Linked DNA regions of Mus musculus: region 1 is linked to region 2. A link is a loop called in an ENCODE intact Hi-C map of the cell type or tissue named here. Cell type or tissue: left cerebral cortex. All regions are shown on one strand. Links, peaks and the distances in the headings refer to the core of each region. The heading gives the core; the rest is flanking DNA.

Region 1 (10,953 bases), core at 1,292-9,291, 120 kb before region 2:
TCTAAGATCAACAATAGACAAATGGGACCTCATAAGATTACTAAGCTTCTGTAAAGCAAAGGACACTATCAATAAGACAAAACTGCAACCAATGGATTGGGAAAAGATATTTACCGGTCTTACATCTGATAGAGGGCTAATATCCAATATATGCATAGAACTCAAGAAGTTAGATTTCAGAAAATCAAATAGCCCTATTAAAATATGGGGTACAGAGCTAAACAAAGAATTTTCAACTGAGGAATATTGAATGGTCAAGAAGCAACTAAAGAAATGTTCAACATCCTTACTCATCAGGGAAATGCAAATCAAAACAACCCTGAGATTCTACTTCACACCAGTCAGAATGGCTAAAATCAAAAACTCAGGTGACAGCAGATGCTGGCAAGGATGTGGAGAAAGAGGAACACTCCTCCATTGCTGGTGGGATTCCAAGCTAGTACAACCACTCTGGAAATCAGTCTGGTGGTTCCTCAGAAAATTGGACCCAGCTATACCACTCCTGGACATACAGCCAGAAGATTCTACAATATATAATAAGGACACATGCTCTACTATGTTCATATCAGCCTTATTTATAATAGCCAGAAGCTGTAAAGAACCCAGATGTACTTCAACAGAGCAATGAATACAGAAAATGTGGTACATTTACACAATGGAGTACTACTCAGCTATTAAAAATGATGAATTCATGAAATTCTTAGGCAAATGGATAGAACTAGAAAATATCATCCTGAGTGAGGTAACCCAATTGCAAAAGAACACACATGGTTTGTACTCACTGATAAGTGGATATTAGCCCCAAAGCTCCCAATTATCAAGATACAAGTCACAAACCACAAGAAGAAGGAAGACCAAAGTGTGGGTGCTTCGGTCCCTCTTAGAAGGAGAACAATATACTCACAGGAGCAAATATGGAGATAAAGTGTAGAGCAGAGGCTGAAGGAAAGGCCATCCAGAGACTGTCCCACCTGGGGATTCATCCCATATACAGTTACCAAATATAGACACTTGTGGATGCCAAGAAGTGTATGCTGACAGGAGCCTTATATGGCTGTCTCCTTAGAGGCCCTGCCAGAGCCTTACAAATACAGAGGTGGATGCTTGCAGCCAACTATTGGACTGATCACAGGCTCCCCAACAGAGGTGTTAGAGAAAGGACCAAAGGAGATGAAGGGGTTTGCAACCCCACAGGACAACAATATCAACCAACCAGTCCCCCAAGAGCTCCCAGGGATTAAGCCATCCACAAAGGAGTACACATGGCTCCAGCTGCATAGGTTGTAGAGGATGGCCTTGTCATGTATCAGTGGGAGGAGAGGTCCTTGTTCCTATGAAGGCTTGATAGATGTTTCAGTGTAGGGGAACTGAGGCGGGGAGTTGGAAGTGGGTGCGTAGGTGAGGGAGCACCCTCATAGAAGCAGGGGGAGGGAGGATGGAATAGGGGTTTCGGGGGTGGGGAGCTGGAAAGGGTATAACGTTTGAAATGTAAATAAAGAAAATATCCAATTAAAAAAATAAAAGATGTGTCCAGTCAGGAAAGCAGGTGATGGATATTAGGAGACAAGAGCTAAAGAGAAACATGAAATAGGGGAGAATATTATGAGGAGATGATGGGTTTTCAGCTTCAACTAGAAATTCAGAGTGGGTGTTTCCAAGCAGATACAAAGGTGCTAGGGCACCTCGATGAGTGAAGAGGATGCTAGACAGGGCTCAGCTCTGAGAGAGGAAGAAACAGGGGACTAGTCTGGAAGAAAGAGTTTAAGTGGAGGGGTCAGGTAGTTGGGAATGAGAAACAGCCACTGTAGGTTCTTTTAGGTATCTGAACAGACTCTGACTTTTACTGAGGGGTATGACTAGCGGGTTTCCTGGTCGTGGCTGTCAGCAGTTTTGATGAAGATAGGAAGTCCCTCCAAGAAAAACCAGGTACCCACAGATGATCCAGTGAGCATCTAGTGGAATTCGGGACAGGTTTCATCTGCATATTTCTTTGGAGCAGGAGAATAAAAATGAGAATCTAAGCTGAGAATAGGCATTCCCTATACATTCTAAAACAAGAATTTTGAAAATATAATATCATATCCTCATTAAATGCTTTCCCATAATTATCAGAACCTTCAGAATAGAAGCCTGCTCTCTGCCAAGTGCCAACCCACAGATTGTCAGTCTCATTTTTTAAATATAATCATAAACAAATGATTTCCCAAGAGTGGCTTTGATGGGATGAGAAGCAATGTTAGACTTGACAGTGTTCTAATTAGCTTAACTCTTGTTATGACAGAACACTAGCTAAAAAAGCAACTTAGGTCAGAAAGAGTTTATTTGGTTTACAGGCTCCAGTCCACCATTGAGGAAAGCCAAGGCAAGAGCTTTATGCAGCAGCCTGGAGGCAGGGACTGAGACAAAGGCCATGAGGAACATTTCTTACTGGCTTACTGTTTTACACAATCTGGGATCCCTTAATCAGAAGTGGCATCACCTACAGTGGGCTCTACTCTCCCACTTCAATAATTAGTCAAGAAAATACCCCCCATGGACACGCCCATGGGCCAGTCTGATGGAGGCAATTCTTCAAATGAAGCTCTGTTGTCCCAGATGACTCTGGTTTGTGTCACGTTGACAAATAGTGTTCATTGGAACTGAAGAAACGAGAACTGGATTTGAAGAACAGCCTCTCACTTTGATCTTTATGTATGTCTAAGATGAACTTAAATGGAAATTGAGAAAATTTGAAAAATTAAAAGAAATTAACAAACACTTGATTTGAAGCTTTACAATCTGTGTGTATCCTACACTGGCACCTTGATTCTTGAAGGAAGTCTACAGCATCCATCATGCCACAGCAGTTTCAGTAATGCTGCAAAGCTGGCTCAGAAGGTTTGAGAAACAACCCCTGGAGAGTGAGGCTTCAGTTGCTTTTTCATCTTGATTAGCGACTGAACCAGATTTTAGGAGGAGAAAGATGAGTTGTCTGACTTTTGGGGCCACATATAAAGAAGCAGCAATAAAATGAGACTATCAATAAGGAGATCAAGTAAAAATAACTGTATCTCAATGAAACATTTAAGCATTTTCAAGGTATATAAAAAAGTGGCATATAATTAATATAATTACTGAAATTGTTATTTGTTGAGGAGGGTTTCAAGAAAACTCTGCTGTGGCAAAGAGCCCCATGGGCAGAGATGCCGCATAGATCACCACCCACCAGCTGGGACCTCATTCACATAAGCTCTTTGCTTTGTTGGAAAGTAAATCCAAGTGAATAAAGTCCTATCTCATTTGAAATGCTGAGTGATGCTGAGTGGCTTATCACTACAGTGGTTAATTTTTTGTTGTTGTTGTTGATACTTTCTAGAAAGTATCATCCTGAGTAAGGTAACTCAGTCACAAAAGAACACACATGGTATGTACTCACTGATAAGTGGCTATTAGCCCAAAAGCTCAGAATACCCAAGATACAATTCACAGACCGCATGAAGCTCAAGAAGAAGGAAGACCAAAGTGTAGATGTGTCAGTCCTTCTTAGAAGGGGGAACAAAATACTCACAGGAGCAAATATGCAGACAAAGTATGGAGCAGAGACTGAAGGAAAGGCCATCCAGAGACTGCCCCACCTGGGGATCCATCCCATATACAGAAGCCAAGCCCAGACAATATTTCGGATGCCAAGAAGTGCTTGCTGACAGGAGCCTGATATAGCTGTCTCCTGAGAGGCTCTCCTAGAGCCTGACAAGTACAGAGGCAGATGCTCACAGCCAGCCATTAGACTGAGCATGGGGTCCCCAGTGGAGGAGCTGGAGAAAGGATTGAAGGAGCTGAAGGGGTGTGCAACTCCATAGGAATAGCAATAATATTAACAGACCAGACCCCACAGAGCTCCCAGGAACTAAACCACCAATCTAAGAATACACATTGAGGGACCCATGGCTCCAGCTGTATATGGTCTTGTTGGGCATCAGTGTGAGGAGAGTCCCTTGGTCCTGTGAAGGCTATATGTCCCAGCGTAGGGGAATGCCAGGCGGGGGTTGGGGGGAGTGGTAGATGGGTTGGGGACAACCCTCATAGAAGCAGGGGGAGGGGAGTATGGGAGATGGGATGGGGATTTCTGGAGGGGAAATCAGGAAAGAGAATAATATTTGAAATGTAAATAAATAAAATATCCAATAAAAAATTTTTGATTATATAAGGTTTTGAAAGTTGGGTAGTTGATAAGAGCTAAAAATGAATTCTGGTTCTGACTACAGTTAAATTACATGAAAAAGTTATTCACCCCTGTTTAACTTGTTACTGAGTCAATAGGGGTCAACTCCCTCATCGCAGAGATTTGTTTCTTCTTGGAGACTTTCTAGCACCATGCTCTTTTGCCTTTTTGCCCTAGTCTGAAATCCCAAACCTTTATTTTTATATCTAGCAATCAATCACCTCATGGCATCGCAAGGGGGTTCATAAGCATTGGATGAAGCAAGACCTTTCTTCCATTCACTTCTCTGATAACTGTTATCTGATCATTCTGTCTTCAGGAGGCAGTTTCTTGGTGCAATGACTGCATTACTGCAGTGGTATCAGTTGCCCAGGTACACAGACCTATTTTAGCTAGTTCACAACAGCTTAGTTGAGTGGTTCTGAAGAGGGCAGGATGTTACCTACTGTAGCTTAGAGTCTTGTCAGAAGGAAAAATGACTCTTCTGAAGGTCAATGCTAGATTGCTGCAAAGCCTCCGATCCCACATGAGTTGCATATTTATGTAGATAAAAGTGACTCAGCCTTTTGGGTTCCTTTTTTCTGAATCATTCCATCTCTTGTTTCTGCAAGAAAATGGGTAGGCAGAGGTGCACATAACTTCCTGTAAAGTTTCATGGCTTTGGATCTTGACTTAGAGAAAACAACAAGTTTCACCAAGCTATACAAATTTGGTTTTAAAAATACTACTTTCAGTGAGTCTTCAGAAAAGGAACCAACCGTAACTCCTTCAAAGGAAAAAGGGCCCATTCCCAACATTGTTTCTGCCATGCAGGAGCGAGATTTTTGGATGAGGGCTGTGTAGAAGCTGATATTCTAGAACATCCAGTGTCAGGAATAGTAAAGACAATGTAGGTGTTAAATCATATTCTAGGTTTAAATTCTAATGTGTTAAGGCTATGTGTAATAGGAGAGATGTTGGAAAATGAGTTTCTGAACTTGCCTGAGGCCTCATGCTCTCAGTCTTATTAGGTTGTAAGGTCTGAGATGCTCACTTCTGGCCTCTCATCTCAAAGGACCTCACATACTGGCTTGGCCTCAGAGCAGTCTGCTGATTTTGTCCTTTCCCCTCTATTTTCTTTGCCTTACTTAAGATGCTTTGCACACAACCCTGGGCATTGAAGCAACCTTCTTACAAGTCTGCCTTCCCGTGGTCCTTTGCCATTTCATCTTTCCTCCAGGATAGAGTCAGAGTTATCACACTCAAAGTAAAATTTGATCAGCTTATGATACTACTTAAAGAGTCCTGTGACAGCTCTATGCCCCAGTATAGGGGAATGCCAGGACCAGGAATGGGAGTGGGTAGGTTGGGGAGCAGGGGAGTGGGGGAGGGGATAGGGGATTTTCAGAGGGGAAACTAGGAAAGGGGATAACATTTTAAATGTAAATAAAGAAAATATCTATAAAAAATTAAAGACATTTTCAGTTAAAAAAAAAAAAGAGCTCCTGTTGATGTCTGTCATTGCCAGTACAAACTCCAAAATCTTCTCCAAGGGGAAGACATTCTAAGTCTCCTAGGTGATGCCTAAAACTTCAGATAGCACCAAGTCTTCTGTAAACTAGGCTTTTGTATCCACAGCCCTAAGTTAAAGATAAATTTATAAATTAGACACAATAAAATTAAAAATTAATAAGAAATTATAACAATATTCTGTGATAATAGTTACAGAAATATGATTCTGTCTTCTACCCTCTTTAATTTTTTAAAAAAACATTATGTTATGTAAATGGATGTTGTGCCTACATGTCTGTGTGTGTACCATGTACATTCATGGTACCTGCAGAGGCCAGAATATTGCAGTGGATCACATGGAACAGGAGTTACAGACAGTTGTGAGCTGCCATGTGGGTACTGAGATCAAACCCAGGTTTGGAAGAGTAGCCAGTGCTCTTAACTGCTGGGCTATCCTCCAGCCCCAGCTTCCTTTAAAAAAAAAGTGTCTTATTCTGTAATTACTTTTCTCTCTACTTTCAGTGTGCTTTTCTATTTTCAGAAAGGATGAATTATAATGAATGGTATAATGAGCTCAACATATAATCCTTCTTTTCTTATTAAATTGGGAATGTTCACCCTTTCCGTTATGGGAAGTACTTCACAGTTTCTTCTTGACATATACTCATTTCCTGCAACATTATTCTTTTGTTTTAGGGACACAGTTATACAAAATAGGGGTTAACTGACTAAAAGTCTTATAATACCATGGCAATGGATCTTCACTAAAGAGGGATACAAAATTACCAATGAGAGGGTAGCACACCCAGAGCAGATACCTGTTGACAAGTGGGTGACTCATGGCCCAGATGGGTCAGTGGCACAGGGGGAGGTTTTATCATAAATGCAGAATGGTATGCACTCTAAAACACGGGAAGCATATCCCACAGTTTCAGAATGCAATTGGGCACAAATAATAAAAGCCACAGAAAAAGAGGAACTACTCTACTTAAACAAATAAGTTCAAAGCCCCGTTACAAATTCCTCTGAGGTTCTTTTGTTCAACCACCACTTCCCTAGAACTTCGTCAGCCTAACGACAACTTTTGTCTTGTCGGTCTAGTTTAAATGTCACTATCACCTGTGGACGTTTTTTTCCAATCCCCTAGTAGAGACTGAATCATTTCCTCTGTTTTAATCAGGTTCCCTTTTTATCCTATCATCTTTGTGAATCATGGAACTTCTAATTCCACTTACTTTTAGCTCTCTCATTTAATGAAATCAGTCCTGAATAAAATCAAGGGTGAAATAGAACACTGCATCTAGAATGGAGTAGAAACTCAAGAAAAGTCAAATGCATGCCTAAAAATGTGTGTGTTAAACCCAATGAAATTGCCATGAGATCAGAGAGAGGAGCATTAAGAACTCATCTTAGTTTCTTTAGGTTCTGTTGATCTCAAATGGTATTATAGGATGCTATGTGGGACTCTCTCCTTGCCCCTCCCCCCAGATATCATTACTGAATGACTCTCATTGCTAAATGACTTTAAATTATATTAATATTTAATCTGAAACTATCCATTTTTACTGGTGGCTTCAGACACATATCATACTATTATTCTTCAGGGTTAATGAAGCTTTGATATTTGATAATACTACTAGTGAAAATAATGTAAATACATGAGTACCTAAGATTCAGAAGTGACGTAGAACTCAAAAGAAAGTGAAAACTGAAAACGAGTTAAAAGGAGCAAAAATTAACAAAGATTCATTTTATTTTATATTTTGAAAGCTATACTCTATAATACTCAGTTATACTTATAATACTCAATTATTTTGTCTTGTTGTCCTTCTAAAATTAGTGAAAATTTGTTTCGGAATTTAATAGTGTTTAAATTACAAGATTAATTGGAACCAGCATATTTTAATGTGTTCAGGAAGAACTGAGCTTGTATAGTGATTTATTTAAAAGCTTGACACTAGGACAGGAAAGCAAACCCTGGATCTAGTCACCCATTTCATGTAGTTGAAAGGTTTATCTCAAATTTCTTTTGTTCCAGCCATAGAGTACTTACTTTGTTCTGAACATAGACTAAAGCTATAAATAAAACAAAGATACACTCTTGGGAAGCTTACACCCCAGATGTCAGAAATCAATATTGAGAAGCAATGACAAAATAGCAAGAAAAAAAGCAAACAGTGACAAATGCCATATAGACAAAGTAGAGGTACATACTGATTTGTTTTCAGATTGAATGGTCAGAACATTTCGTTTTCACACATTTACCGTGTACCCTCTACAAACAAGTCGATGTGGTATACACTAGGGTATATATAGACTGTTACATAGAATCCCTATTCTTACCTAGCTTGCAGGCTGAGTAGGAGCAAAGCATGCATGGGAGCAAACCACCCGCAGTTGTAGGTCATCTATGGCTATGGACCACTCTGAACTATGCTGAGAAGCATAGCAACTCTTACAGAGTTGGAGAAATGTTTTGAGAGGAAAAGCTAGGAGTTAAGAATTTAGAAATTAACAGGAATTTCCCAGGTGACAAAATATTTTGGTGAAACAGGGCTTTATGTTGGGATATGGTCATTTAAAGGCACGTAGGCAGGTAACATGCAAGGAAATGAATGACTTACTATTGCTGGATTAACATGAGAATGAGAATATGTGTGTTTATGCTCATGTGTGTAAACTAGCCAGTGCTACTTGGGCTTCCAGGGCAAAGTGGTACAGAATTAGCTCAGAGGTGTAGGAAAGGTATGGCCATTGGAAGACTGGATTTGGCAAGTGGAAGATTGAAGTCTTATAATTCTGGAAGTTATTTGGAATTTTACTTCAGGTTAAAAACAGGAGAAGATAAACTATCCTCTAAATATATCTTAAAATACTCAGGGTTGAATTGTAAAAGAAGATTTAAGACCATTATATCAGTTTTATAGATTTGAGAATTTGTTGAGTTTTTTGTGTGTATGGGTATTGTCTGAATGGTATGTCTGTGCACCATGTGTGTGTGTGGTACCTGAAAAAGCCAGCAAAGGGCATCAGGTTCTTCTCTTACTGATGGTTGTGAGCTGCCATGTGGGTACTGGGAAATAAACTCGAGTCCACTAGAAGAGGAGTGACTGTTCTTAACTTTTGAACCATGTCTCTAGCCCCTTAATAAATTTCAAGTAAAAGGCATAATCTATTTGGATTATAATAAAGCTTTATATTTCCTTACTAACTTTGATAATGTATATATATTTTTAAAGATTGGGAATGATACCTCCTGTTTCTCATCGTGACCTCCAGAGTCTGGGATAAACAAATCTTTTGCCTTGGCCTTTTACGTTGTTTGGATTACAGGTGTAGGCCATGATGCCCACATGTTTTTTGTTTGTTTGTTTGTTTGTTTTAAATTATCAGCCAGGCAGTGGTGGCACACACTTTCAATCCCACCATTCAGAAGGCAGAGACCAGTAGACCTGTGAGTTCAAGTCCAGTTTGGTCTACATAGTGAGTTCCAGGATTGGCAGGGCTATGCAGAGAAGCCCTGTCTGGAAGAAACAAAACAAAATAAAACTTTAAAACAAACAAAACTGCAAAAAATTATGGGATTCATTATGCCATTTTCATATGAATATATTATGCACTGTGGTCACAACCACACCCAGTATTTATTTTAGTTTCCCTCAATAGTCATCTTTCTACTCTTCATGTCTTTAATAATAAGGAATGATAGAGTTATTGCTACAGTTCATCACATGCTATCTTCTGGTAAGACAGCAGTTAAACTGTCAGGGCAGATCTTTTAGGCATGAAGAATGAGAGACAAAGTATGATCAAAACAAACACTATAAGAACACAATCATGGTATCACTTACACTAGAATAAGAGTATTACTTGTAGATACCCAGGATAGCATCTTGAGTCTTGACATGAAAGGAAAAAAATGCAGAATTGTAAAGTTGGTTTAATTTATTGCTATTTTGCAGATATCTTCTAGTCATATGAAAAGATAATGTTTGATAATGTACACAGTGTTTGTAACAGTGCAGAAAGATAAACTCTCATGCAGCATATATGTATGAAAACTAAATATATGTATCTAGATTCTGCTTATAAGAGAAAGCATGTGGTATATTATGTCTTAGTTTCTTCTTTTGCTTGACATGATGATTTACAGTTTATTCATTTTCCTCAAATGACATGATTATCTTTTATGACTGAATAAAATTATAACAAATGGGCATATAGAATTTTATTTACTGTGTAGTATATTTTTAATCTAATTGTACAGATTTCCCCTTCATTAAAATTTAGACTAATTCAAAATACTAATTTTATTTTTAATACATTTTTAATGAGAACAAAATTATATCACTTTTTCTTTTCTCCCTCTAATCCCTCCCATGAATCCCTACTCTCAAATTGATGCCTCTTTTCTTTGACTATTACTGTTACACACACACACACACGTGTATATATATATATATATATATATATATATATATGAATTTTGATAAGTTGGTTCATGTGAAAACTTAAGCACAGCTTGATGAAAGGAAACTTACACAAATTTAATAAAGATTAATAATAATTTAAACCATGATGTCATCTCCTTTATATTTGACATAAGGATGGCATCACAATTTTTCATTGCTTTTTTTTCACTATGAATAATCAAAATGAAGCAGGACCAATGTGTGTATGCAAATTAAGAAGAGTAACACACAGCTATATGCATAGTTGAAAAGCCTGGTAGGTAAAATTTTGCAGTCAAAAGAACAGGATGGTGATAAAAACAAAACCACAGTAAAGCATTCCAAATGGACCGAACTCTGAAGCCAGAACTCCAGCAAAAGGCACATGAACTTTTAAAAGCTATATTCGGATTTGTACTCTATCGCCATCACATATCACATAAAATATGTAATTATATATTTTATCCATGGCAAGAAAAGCACCAGGATATTTTTAAAGAAGATACATCTAAACTCTTACTATCAAATGTGGCAGAAATCCTGGCCATCACTTAAGTCAAGATGAAGAGAGTTTAATGGAATTGCCCATCTGGAAGGAGGCAGCTACCAAGTGATGGAGCTACAGAGTATTCCATCTTAAGTCACAAGTAGAAAAATGGGTATTTGTTTGACACAAAGGTTGAATAATGCCAGTTTGTCTTTTAGTGTTCATGACTTCTGTACAGTGGCTATAGAGGATCACATTATGAGGAACTTCCAGGATTGAGCAAGTATCCAAAATCAAGTAGTAGATAAAAATAGTATTGCATT
Region 2 (10,953 bases), core at 1,062-9,061:
GGGATCCGGATAATGCCTCTGACTGTATAGTCCAATACCCTTTCCAATGAATGATGCTTCCTTATCTGAATGCCATCTTTCCTTTGGCATCTATTTTGTAGTGTCATTAAAATACATACAGTGCAAGGATCCCTAAGTAGTACATAGGGCCCCAGAGTTGTAGCTCTTCCCCACCCCCAGTACTGAAGATTACACTCAGTGCTCAGTACACTAAGTTGCACTCTTAGCCAGGATCCCCACAGCTTTATTTAGCAGCTTTCTAGGGAGAGGACTCTCACCTGTCTCCTTCTCCCTCTATTGATTTCTGTGACTCAATGGGATTGTTTATGCTAGAGAAAGGAATGTGGGGTGGTCACTGTGCTCAACCCTTTGAAGTTATGATTAGAGACTTTCCCAAACATTCCATTGTTTTTTTTTTTTTTTTTCTTCTCTGTAGCTAAGTTTCCTTCAAATCTATTAAACTCTGTGAAGAAGGAAATTTGCCTCATAAAAAGATTTTTCTTTCATGATCTTGAGACATGATCACAAAACAGGGTCCTTCCTGTTCAGCAACTTTGAACAAACAGCAGAATAAAATATCAGTAAAACAAAATTCCCTCTGTTCTAGGCTCTATGCCACTCAAAGCCAAGCCAGAGAGTGTAAAAGGACAGAAAGTTGCATCAAACACTGAGATGTTCTTGAAAACAAGATCTTCATTTAAATTTGTCCACAACAGCAGAACCAAAGCCTTGTAGTAGAACTTCATGTGGTCATGTTTAGTTTAGATCTTAAAAAAAAAAAAACTGTGACCATGTTCTCAATATGTGCTACCTCTTCACAGAGTACTGTGACACAGGACACGTGGTTTAGAAGTTTTAATCTCTACCAGTGGTTCTAACTTGGGTATAAACTGGTCTTCCATGGACACCTGGACCCTCTCCAAGAACATTCAACAATGACTGGAGACATTGTAGGTTGTTGGAATTCAGAAGTCAGTGTGTAAAGGATGCTACTAGTACTTCAAGTGTGTAGTACAGTCCCCACCACAAGGAATCACCTGACACAAGTGCAAACAGCACCAGGAAGGAGAATTTGTCTTCCAGCTTAGAGTAAGTTGATCTAAGTTACTTGACAGATGAGGTAAGAAGATGGTAGTGGCTTTCTAGGGAGCACCTGAAGAGGTCAGCTCAGAGCTTTGGAATTTTCCAAAATTCCACTGGAATCTTCCCCTCCTGTAAGAGACAGGTCAGAGAGCACATAGGCCAGAAGGGAGAGTCTGAGTAAGCTCATACTACCCCATTCCCTAACGACCAATCAGTTTAAAGAGCGCGCTGTTCCACTAATCATATTGTGCCTAGTTGCCGATGCTCTATTCCGGCCCTGGAAACTATATAAAGACTCACAGCTGGGGGTCACTGCCTTTCTTTCAGGTCTGGGACAACCACCCCAGTGCACTGAAACAATAAATTCCTCTTGCTTTTTGCATTGATTCCGGCTCTGTGTGGTTCACCCAGGGGGTTCCCAGTAAGCTAAGGCTTGCCAGTCTTACATTTGGTGCTTTGGCCTGGAGTCTTGTAAGAACACACTGAAGGCATGAATTGGAGGTTTCATCAAAGTCTTAGTCTGTAAGTCTGTTTGAACTTTTGCTTGCAAGCAGTCTTTCCCTGACTAGATGTGACTGGGACCTTAGTATGTCAAAAGGTAAGGAGCACTTAAAGGTCTACCACCAGACTCCACTGGTAGGTTTCAAGGGGGCTGCATAAAGACACACAAATTTGACCAAGGTTAAGCAGAGACCAGATGAGTTGCCTGCAGCCATTCTAGAGTGACTCATGGAGACATTCCATCAATATACATCCTATAACACCCAGCTTTATTTATTTATTTATTATCTTTTTTTATGAGCTATTTTCTCATTTACATTTCAAATGCTATCCCCAAAGCTCCCTACACCCTCCTCCCCACCCTGCCCTGCTCCACAACCCACCCACTCACACTTCCTAGCCCTGGCATTCCCCTGTACTGGGCCATATGATCTTTACAAGACTAAGGGCCTCTCTTCCCATTGATGGCCTACTAGGCCATACTCTGCTACATATGCAACTAGAGTCACAGCTCTGGGGTGTGTGTGGTAGGTACTGGTTAATTCATATTGTTGTTCCTCCTATAGGGTTGCAGACCCCTTTAGCTCCTTGGGTGCTTTTTCTAGCCTCTTCATTAGGGGCCCTACTGCATATGCCAGAAAGATTTTGCTGACAGGGCCCTGATATAGCTCTCTCTTGGGAGGTTATGCCAGTGCCTGGCAAACACAGAAGTGGATGCTCACAGTCATCTATTGGATGGAACCCCCAGCTTTTTGCATCAATTCTGGCTCTGCATGGTTCACTCAGGCGTTCCTCGGTAAGCTAAGGCTCGCCAGAGTCTTACACACTCTTTCCCAGGTAAAACACGTTTTGAAAACAGAGTTTCCCAATCTCCCAGGATCTGTACCAGATTAAGTCCTTGCTATCCCCAGTAGAACAGAACAGAACAGAACAGAACAGAACAGAACAGAACAGAACAGAACAGAACAGAACTAAAAAGCAAAGCTTTATAAAAACTTAGTTTACTCTCACTCTGGTCATTCATAGAAGAATATTTCAAGTTTGCAACATAAAGCACAAGGAAGGGTAAAAGACATAGTGGCATCTCCTCTAGCCTCATGCTTTCTCAAGATATATCCAGTCTAAGTCAACTTCAAGGACTTGGTGAGAGACAGCAGCAGCAGGGGTTCCCTGCTTTATAGGGAGATGCAATTGTAGGGCTGTCTGTCCCCTTCTTCCTCTCACCTGCATCAGCTCTTCAGTGTTCTACACTCCTTTATGGCTTCCTTTCTTCTCTTCTTCAAAAGGAAGCTGATTTGTCTCCTTTTACATTCTCTCCCACTCCTTTCTTCCTTTCTTACTTCTTGCCTTCCTCCTTTCTCTCCTGTCTGCTTATCTCTCTTTCTCATTTTCTTCTCCCTCTCCTACACTCTCTGTTTCTTTTACATTCTTTACCTCTATTTTTCTTCTCTTATACCCTCAAGCTATGAAGCTCAGGCTGGTCTCAAACTCCCAACCTACCTCTTGTCTCACCATACTGAGTGCTTTGATTAGAGACACGTGCCATTGTATCTAGTTTGGAAGATTCATTTCTATGAAAATCAGAATGCTAATACCTGGCCAGGAAACATGCTTATGTTGCAGGAGGAGAAGAGTGAAATGAAGAATCACATGGAAGTATTAAGCAGTTATTGGAATATTTCAGTATAACATCAATCTCCCTAGATACCTGTAAGTGACTGCAGTGCTGAGACTTCCAATACTTGAGGATAACTGATAGGTGTTCTCATCAGTGAGAAGCATCATAACTACTGAGAGAAATGGTCCAGAAAGCCTGGAGCTTTCCACTTACTGAACAACACTGCAACATTTTTTTCCCTGCCTCTTATTGGTTACTCGTCTTCCTTACCCAAAGACTCTCAGTTTATCTTGTAACTGTAATTCCCACTGACAAGTTACCTGGGAAAGGCATTCCACAAAGGTGCAGTGGAAAGTTCTTGAACAATGTACCTCTGCTTTCCACCTTCCATGACTTTCACTGGAGAATTCCATGTGGGAGAGAAGATCACATCAGCCGGATGTAGAGTGGCTATATACTTTTTGCATGCCCCAGAATTCAACTGCGATGCAGTATTCTTGTTTTGTTTCTTTTGCAATAGAAAGGTCCGTCAATGCTCAACCTTTTGAGGTTAGGAACTTTCCCTATTCCCTGCTCTGTAATAGTCATTGTGAATATAATTAGTAAGGTCAACCATTTTTAGCAAGTAAAAGCAAAAGTCTCTAAATTAAATAGCTGAAGTTATTTGAAGTCTGAACATCACCCATAGGTGAGATATGAAAATAAATTCATTTTCGACTTTAGTGGAAGTGAGAACAGGAAAAAAGTCTCCTTTCCTTAGATTAGAGAAGACCTTTTGTTAAGACTGATGGGCAAAATAATCACACTGCAGGCAAGCATGCCCTTGCTGTCTGGTGCTGTTTGGGAAGCAGGGCCTATATAAAACTATTAGTGCGAAGGAGTCACCTCATTGGAATTCTCCTCTTTATCATCGGTACAAACCCAGTTTCCAGCACATTTCTATTTTCTTTCCATCTATTCTCCCACCCCCTGAAAGGCCTGAGTATATGTGTTGATATCAGAGGCATCCCAAGGATTTTAAGACAGCGATGCTATCTGGTAGTTACTATAGTATAACTATATAATATTCAGGGCAAAACCTGAATTCTTTTTGCTTTGCTTGAGGAATTAATACTTGCTATTAATGCTGTGTAAACAATAACGTGGCTGGGGAAAACACATAAAAGGAGGACTTGCTACCATAGAAACCACCATAGAGTCTGCTCGGTCAGTGTTGTTCCTAGAGTTGTGTAAAAGAACTCAGCTTTAATAATTTAACATTAAAAATGAATTTTTCTCCAAAAGACCAATATATAGTGATGACTCAATTCCCTGAGATTGTCTACCTGGGATCAAAGCCAAAACCAGCTCATTTCCTCAGCCTAGGGAGGATTCAATTAGCAGATTCATATGGGGGCTCTGTTTGCTCTACAACCTCCCCGTGAATTTAGAGACAGTGTGAGCTCCTTGGTACAGAATATGCTCTTTTGCAGGGGTGATGTGTTTCATGGATCTTACATTTCAAGACAGATTTATTTTTATGTGTGAATATTCAAAGACAGGATCTTATATAAATTGTTATGTAAGGTTAGACGTGAAACACATGTTCAATAATGAACTTGTCATTTTTTTCTGGAAATAGATGCAGAGTTTTAAAACAATTATAGAAAAGATTTTTATTTTTTAATATTATTCTTTTTAAAATTTTAAATTATTTGATCTACTTTTGAGAACTTCATATACATTTACATTATTTATTACTCTTCTCAACTTCTCTTGTGTTCCCCAACCCCAGGCTTTCTCCAGCTGCTGCTATGAAACACCATGACCAAATGCAAATTGAAGATCAAGGGCTTATCTAGTTTATGTTTCCACATTGTAGTCCATCACTGAAGTCAAGACCAGAACTCAAACAGGGCAGGAACCCAGAGTTAGGAGCTGATGCAGAGGCCATGAAGGGGTGCTGCTTACTGGCTTTCTCCTTGTGGCCTGCTCAGCCTGCTTTTTAAAAAATGTATTAGTTATGTTATTTATTTAAATTTCAAATGTTATCCCCCTTCCCAGTTTTCCCTCTGGAAACCTCTTGTGCTACCCCCTTGCTTCTATGAGGGTGCTACCTCACCCACCCACCCACTCCCACATCACTGACCTAGTGGCCCCCTATACTGGGGCATTTAGCTTTCACAGAACCAAGGATACCCCTTCCCATTGATGGCAGATAAGGCCATCCTATGCTACGTATGCAGCTGGAGCCATGGGTCCATCCATGTGTACTCTTTGGTTGGTGGTTTAGTCCCTGGGAGTACTCAGGGGCTGGTTGGTTGATATTGTTGTGTTTTCTCATAGAACCTATGACTACCAACCCAGGAGTAGTCATACCCACAATGAGCTGTGGCTTCCCACATCAATTACTAATTAAGAAAATGTCCTACCTCCAGTCTTGCCTACAGCATAATTTTTTGGAGGCATTTTCTCAATTGGGGTTCCAACCATCAGATGGCTCTAGCCTATGTCAAGCTGACATAAAGTTAGCCTACATGAAAACATGCGCCCTCCAAAGTACCTGGCTTGAGCCTAAACTGTGAGGATTCAAGATTGTGGTTCTGCCAGGGCTACTCACTCTTACCTGCAAAGCTCTACCACTTCCAATTAAATTAGCATAATCAATTCCCAAGATTCTATTTGGGAAAGAATCTCAAATTTGTCTTGTATCTTTAAGGCTTGATGGTTCTTTAGCATAGTTCAAAGGTTGCTCTTAAAATAGGGATGAGGGATAAAATATATCAGTGCATGAAAGCGACCCTGAAGAGGCTGTGATCATTGTTAAGGTCTGGACTGGATGGCCTCTATCGACCTGAAAATGCACCCCTGACACACTCCTTCTAGGAACAACCAAATGATGCATTAAGGCTGAAAGTCATCTTGCTTCCTTTTCTATACCTGGTAACACAGCCAATGGAGCTATCCCAGCCTTTCCATAGTGGATCAATTATACTATTTTATCAAATTCCTTGTGATTTTCTTCCCTTCTTGCCTGGCTTGAAGAGAGACAGCAACTTTGTCGAAGTCCATCTGGATATGCCAGGATTTCCACTCCAAGTTGTTAAACCTAATGGCAAAACCTTCTGGGACCTGGCCTTCAAGTACAGGGACCCCACTGATGGGTTTAGAACAGTATCCTCCAAAATATAGCACATTGGCACCTATAAAACCAAAATGGCAGAAGACATCCTCAACTTGTTTTCCATAGTGCAGCACATACCAGATCCTAGAAAGTCACACTCTATTAGCATCTCTTCTGAAGTGACCATAAGACCCTGTTTCCAGAGCTACTTTCCTCACACCAATGGGAAGAAGCATTCGTAGCACAAATCAGTTTGCTAAGGTCTCCTGGACATTACTTTGAATCATGCCCCTTCATCTTCTGATCACATTTTCCCATGACTTTTGCTTCTCTCTCAGGCAAAACGCATAAACTCAGAAAAGTATATATGCTTCATTGTTTCCTTAAAATGGGCTTTTACACCATGGCAATTTAGATAAACTTGTCTGCTCACCCCTTCTTATATGTTTTATTACAACAACATCGGCTATGAACCTAAGATAGGAAGAAAAGAAATTTGTTTTTCCTTATATCACTTAAGATGTGGATGTGTTCTATGTGAGAACACACAGAGATTATATAACTTTTGGTGATGAAATCATGCAAAAAAAAAGATCCTACCAAAAATCAAGGAAAGACATAAGAATGGGTTTTTGCTGTTTTACAAGAATAGCATCTGTAGGTGCTGGGGAAACAACACTTTCCACATATAAGATATCAAAATCCATTTTCTTTTCTAATTGTATCCTGTGTGATTTTCTATGGGCACAAATATCATGTGCAATAACTCAAAGTCTTCCCGAGATCCTCAGGACACGGTGCAAATCCCTGAGGAAGATCTGCAATCTTGTGGTATTAAAGTCACTGTTAAAGTCCTAGGATGAGCTGCTTGCCTCGGATGTTGACTTCCGTCTTCATTTGTGCAATTTCTGTAGTGTTACAAGGAAAGATTATGAGTTTCCTAGGACTGATCAACGTCAGCAACGCCACTGAGTAGTACCTTACCAAATCTTATATGTGACAAGAAAGCAGAAAATATCAAGATATGTCTGGAAGTACATATTGAACCTAATGCCCAAAAGATTACTAGTTTTTATTAAATTAGTCTTAACACATCATGAATAATAAAAACAGGAGTATTGCAACTTTAAGCGATCATCTAATGAAGCCATCTAAGAAAGTTTTACCAGAGTGGTCTGTTCTGGGAGTTCTTGATTAACCACAGCAAGGATATCCTTTTTTTTTAAAAATTATTTATTTTATTTATATAAGTATACTGTAGCTATTTTCAGACATACCAAAAGAGACCATCAGATTCCATTTTAGATGGTTATGAGCCACAATATGGTTGGTGGGAACTGAACTGAGGACCTCTGGAAGAACAGCTGGTGCTCTTAACCACTGTGCCGTCTCTCCAGCCTAGTAAGGATATTTTTAAGAAGCATTTTTGTTGGTGCAATGGTGCACATCCATCCTTCTTGTGCGTCTTGCCCTCTGCTAGACTTTTAAATAATATAATCTAATTAAAATATGTGAGCGCTTCCTGGAGACTGGGATCATTACAAGAAATTATCTAGTTCAGAAAGCTGACAGCACTGCTCCTGTCTAATGGCAAGCTCAAGAGTCCTCAGCTCAAATGTAAACTTGTATCAGTATGCCAAAATTCCTTGACATTTTTCATTACATGAACCCCAAAAATCTCTCCCAAAAGTTTAGTAGAAAGCAAAGCAGTAAAGTGTTAGTCCTGGGAAGTCACAAACATTTCTGAAACTAATTCAAAATCATTTTGGATTATTAAGGTAATGGAAAGTTCTCTTCATTAGTGGAAGTATGTATAAATATAATACATTCATGATCATTATACAAATGTTGTAGATTAATGAACCTATTATGTCTTCTGCAATGCCACTGAATAATACCTCACCAAATCCTATATGTGACAAGAAAACAGAAACTATTTAGATAACTTGATAGGTATCTTGACAGCCCGGCATGACTCCACTAAGTAATACAGTGGGGATTTAAGATCCTGTCAACATATGGGATGAAGATGCTATTGACTATGGAATAGTGTGCTGGATAACTTTGTGTCAATTTGATACAAGCAAAGTCATCTGAGAAGAGGAAACCTCAACTGAGAAAATACCTCCATAAGATTGGACTATAGGCAGACTATGAGACATTTTCATAGTTAATTATTGATGGATGAAAAGGGCCCAGCTCATTGTGGATAGTACCACTCCTGGGATGGTAGTCCTAGGTTCTATAAGAAAGCAAGCAGGCTGAGCAAGTCATGATGAATAAGTCAGTAGAGCACTCCCCCATGGCCTCTGCATCAGCTCCTGTGTGGAGGTTCCAGCCCTGCTCAAGTTCCTGTTCTGACTTCCTTCAATGATGAGCAGTGACATAGAAGTGTAAGGAAAGTAAATCCTTTCATCCTCAACTTGTTCTTTTGGCCATGGTGTTTCATAGCAGCAAGAGAGACCCTAACTAAGATAGGCACACACGGCAGCAGCTCACCTATTTTGGCGTTCCAACTTCTTCCTCTCTTGGTTGTTACCAATTAGAATGTTTACTTGTTTGAAGCTGGCAGGGAAGATTGAAGGCAGACAAGCTCATTGCCAAGTGGGAGAATTGAAAAAGGAACATGCCAGCCTTCCCAGACACAAAAACCATCAGCAAAACTGCCAGCTCAGAAGTAATGGAATTATTGTCTTTAGATGACACAATATCTTTAAGGAAAGTGAGGAAAATGAACCATTCACTTGACGAGCAACACTATAACTTTTTCTTTGCTCTGGATGCAGTGTACTGCGTAAATACATGATACTCTTAGTTTCTTAGAACCTCTCTAAACTCTTAATCCTAATTCTTTTTATTGGTGGCACACATTATACAGGCTCAACAATCTCTCTCCCTGAATTTCTTATCAAAATGGATTTCAGATATCAAACAAGATCAGTATCTCTATCACTTCTTATTTGTCAGACACTTGTAAGCATTGGTCTTACTGACAATTTGGTCCATTGCTATTTGTCTAAGATAGTTCAGGTTACTGTAATAAAGTACTCATGGCTGAGCAGTTTACAAAAACAGAAATGTGTTTCTCAATTCTGAAGGCTTTGTGTCTGACATATTACTTCTGTGTTTTAGACTGCAGATTTCCAATTAAGTTTATCATGGCAAAATAGCAATAGCTATATTTAAGTCACTGACTTCTGCTAAAGACCCAAACTCATTAATAGAACCTCTATCAAAGTGTCTCAATCATGTTCTAGAAGCCCTTGTTCATAACACTACTATCTTTGTGAGTTAGAATAGTGAATTTTGCATGGTCACAATCATTCTGCTCGCTGCACAGTTATCTCTCCAAACGTAAGTTTCATCTTGTCATTCACCTGCTTTAAAGGACATATATGTAAGTCCATATTCCAGAGACAGAGACCTGGCTTTTGATAAACAGGTCAACAAGACACATCAGACAAAAAGGTGTTGTCTTCAACAAATCCTGCTGGTTAAATTAGATAACAAAATTCATCTTCAACTATATCAAGGACCCAAACCCAAGACTGGATACACAGAGGCAAAAATAGGAAATAGTCTTGTGCTTAGAGGCACAAGAAAGGCATTTTTACAAAGTACTATGATAAAGCAGAGAGTAATAAAAACAATAAATAAATGGGACTTCATGAAACCAAAATGCTTTGTACTGTAAAAAGACACCTCATTCCAATAAAAGCAAGGATACAGAATAGGAGGAAAAACCTTTATCAGCTACACATGAGACTGTGGGCTAGGATCTAGAATATATGTTCATCTTACACCAGGTCTTATACTAGTCAAATGCCTACATAAAAAAAAAAAAGACGATAAATCTCAATGGTATGAATGTATCAAAGGGAAACACTTATGCACAGCTGATGGAAGTGTAAACTGGTATAGTCACTTTGGAAATCATTGTGGATGTCACTTAAAATTCTAAAAATAGATTGTCTAGCTACATCACTCTGGGCAGAAACCCCAAAGACTCTCCATTTTACTACCAAGATAGTTTGTCATCCATGTTCATTGCTTATCTACCCATGATGGCCAGGAAACAGAAATATTCCAAATGTCTGTCAATGGACGAATGCATACTAAAAATGTGGTACCTTCATAAAATGGGATAATAGCTGCAAGGAAATGGGGAGTCCCTATGGTGTCATTTTAAAAGGTTGTTGCTCCTGGTATGCCCAGCACACTTTACTGGATATGTATACCCCACACTCAAGAGTGCATAGGCATAATAATTGGAGTCCATGGGTTTAAAGAATGGGAACACAAAGTAATGAATTGGGATAGGTGTGGGTGGAGTTGAAAGTGGAGATGAATATGCTCAAAAATAATGAATGAAATTCTGAACAACATAGAAATATTTCTAAAATTGCACATGGTTATCAGGTCTAATTTTTTTTACTTGTTATCCATGTATTCATTTAGAAACCTTCCATGCATTTTCAGGTTATCTTTGCTTCAAAATTGGTATTCTAAACAGAGGAAGACAAGGGAATGCCAAAATGGGCAAGGAGATGCTCTTGGCTTATGTGTGGATATTAGTTCTTTCGGTCTTTAGGCTTCTCTCTCTCTCTCTCTCTCTCTCTCTCTCTCTCTCTCTCTCTCTCTCTCTTTC

The links. Peaks named below come from ENCODE experiments on the same cell type or tissue, not always from the same donor. Only the 100,000 strongest peaks of a DNase experiment are listed, where the experiment ranks them.
Region 1: a loop joins it to region 2, with 4 times the contacts of the local background. A loop is called at or near these places in 2 of 42 quality-filtered maps.

What each region holds. Positions count from the first base shown.
Region 1 is chr1:21,548,145-21,559,097 of GRCm38, forward strand. All of the region lies in intron 2 of Kcnq5 (potassium voltage-gated channel, subfamily Q, member 5), which reads right to left. Among named protein-coding and RNA genes, the nearest start is that of Khdc1b, 170 kb to the left of the region's middle. In left cerebral cortex, for the core only: no CTCF peak of the experiment used is centred there; DNase peaks (open chromatin) are centred at 4,826 and 6,138; H3K27ac peaks cover 1,424 bases.
Region 2 is chr1:21,672,399-21,683,351 of GRCm38, forward strand. All of the region lies in intron 1 of Kcnq5 (potassium voltage-gated channel, subfamily Q, member 5), which reads right to left. Among named protein-coding and RNA genes, the nearest start is that of Kcnq5, 280 kb to the right of the region's middle. In left cerebral cortex, for the core only: no CTCF peak of the experiment used is centred there; DNase peaks (open chromatin) are centred at 4,586, 4,989 and 7,009; H3K27ac peaks cover 4,095 bases.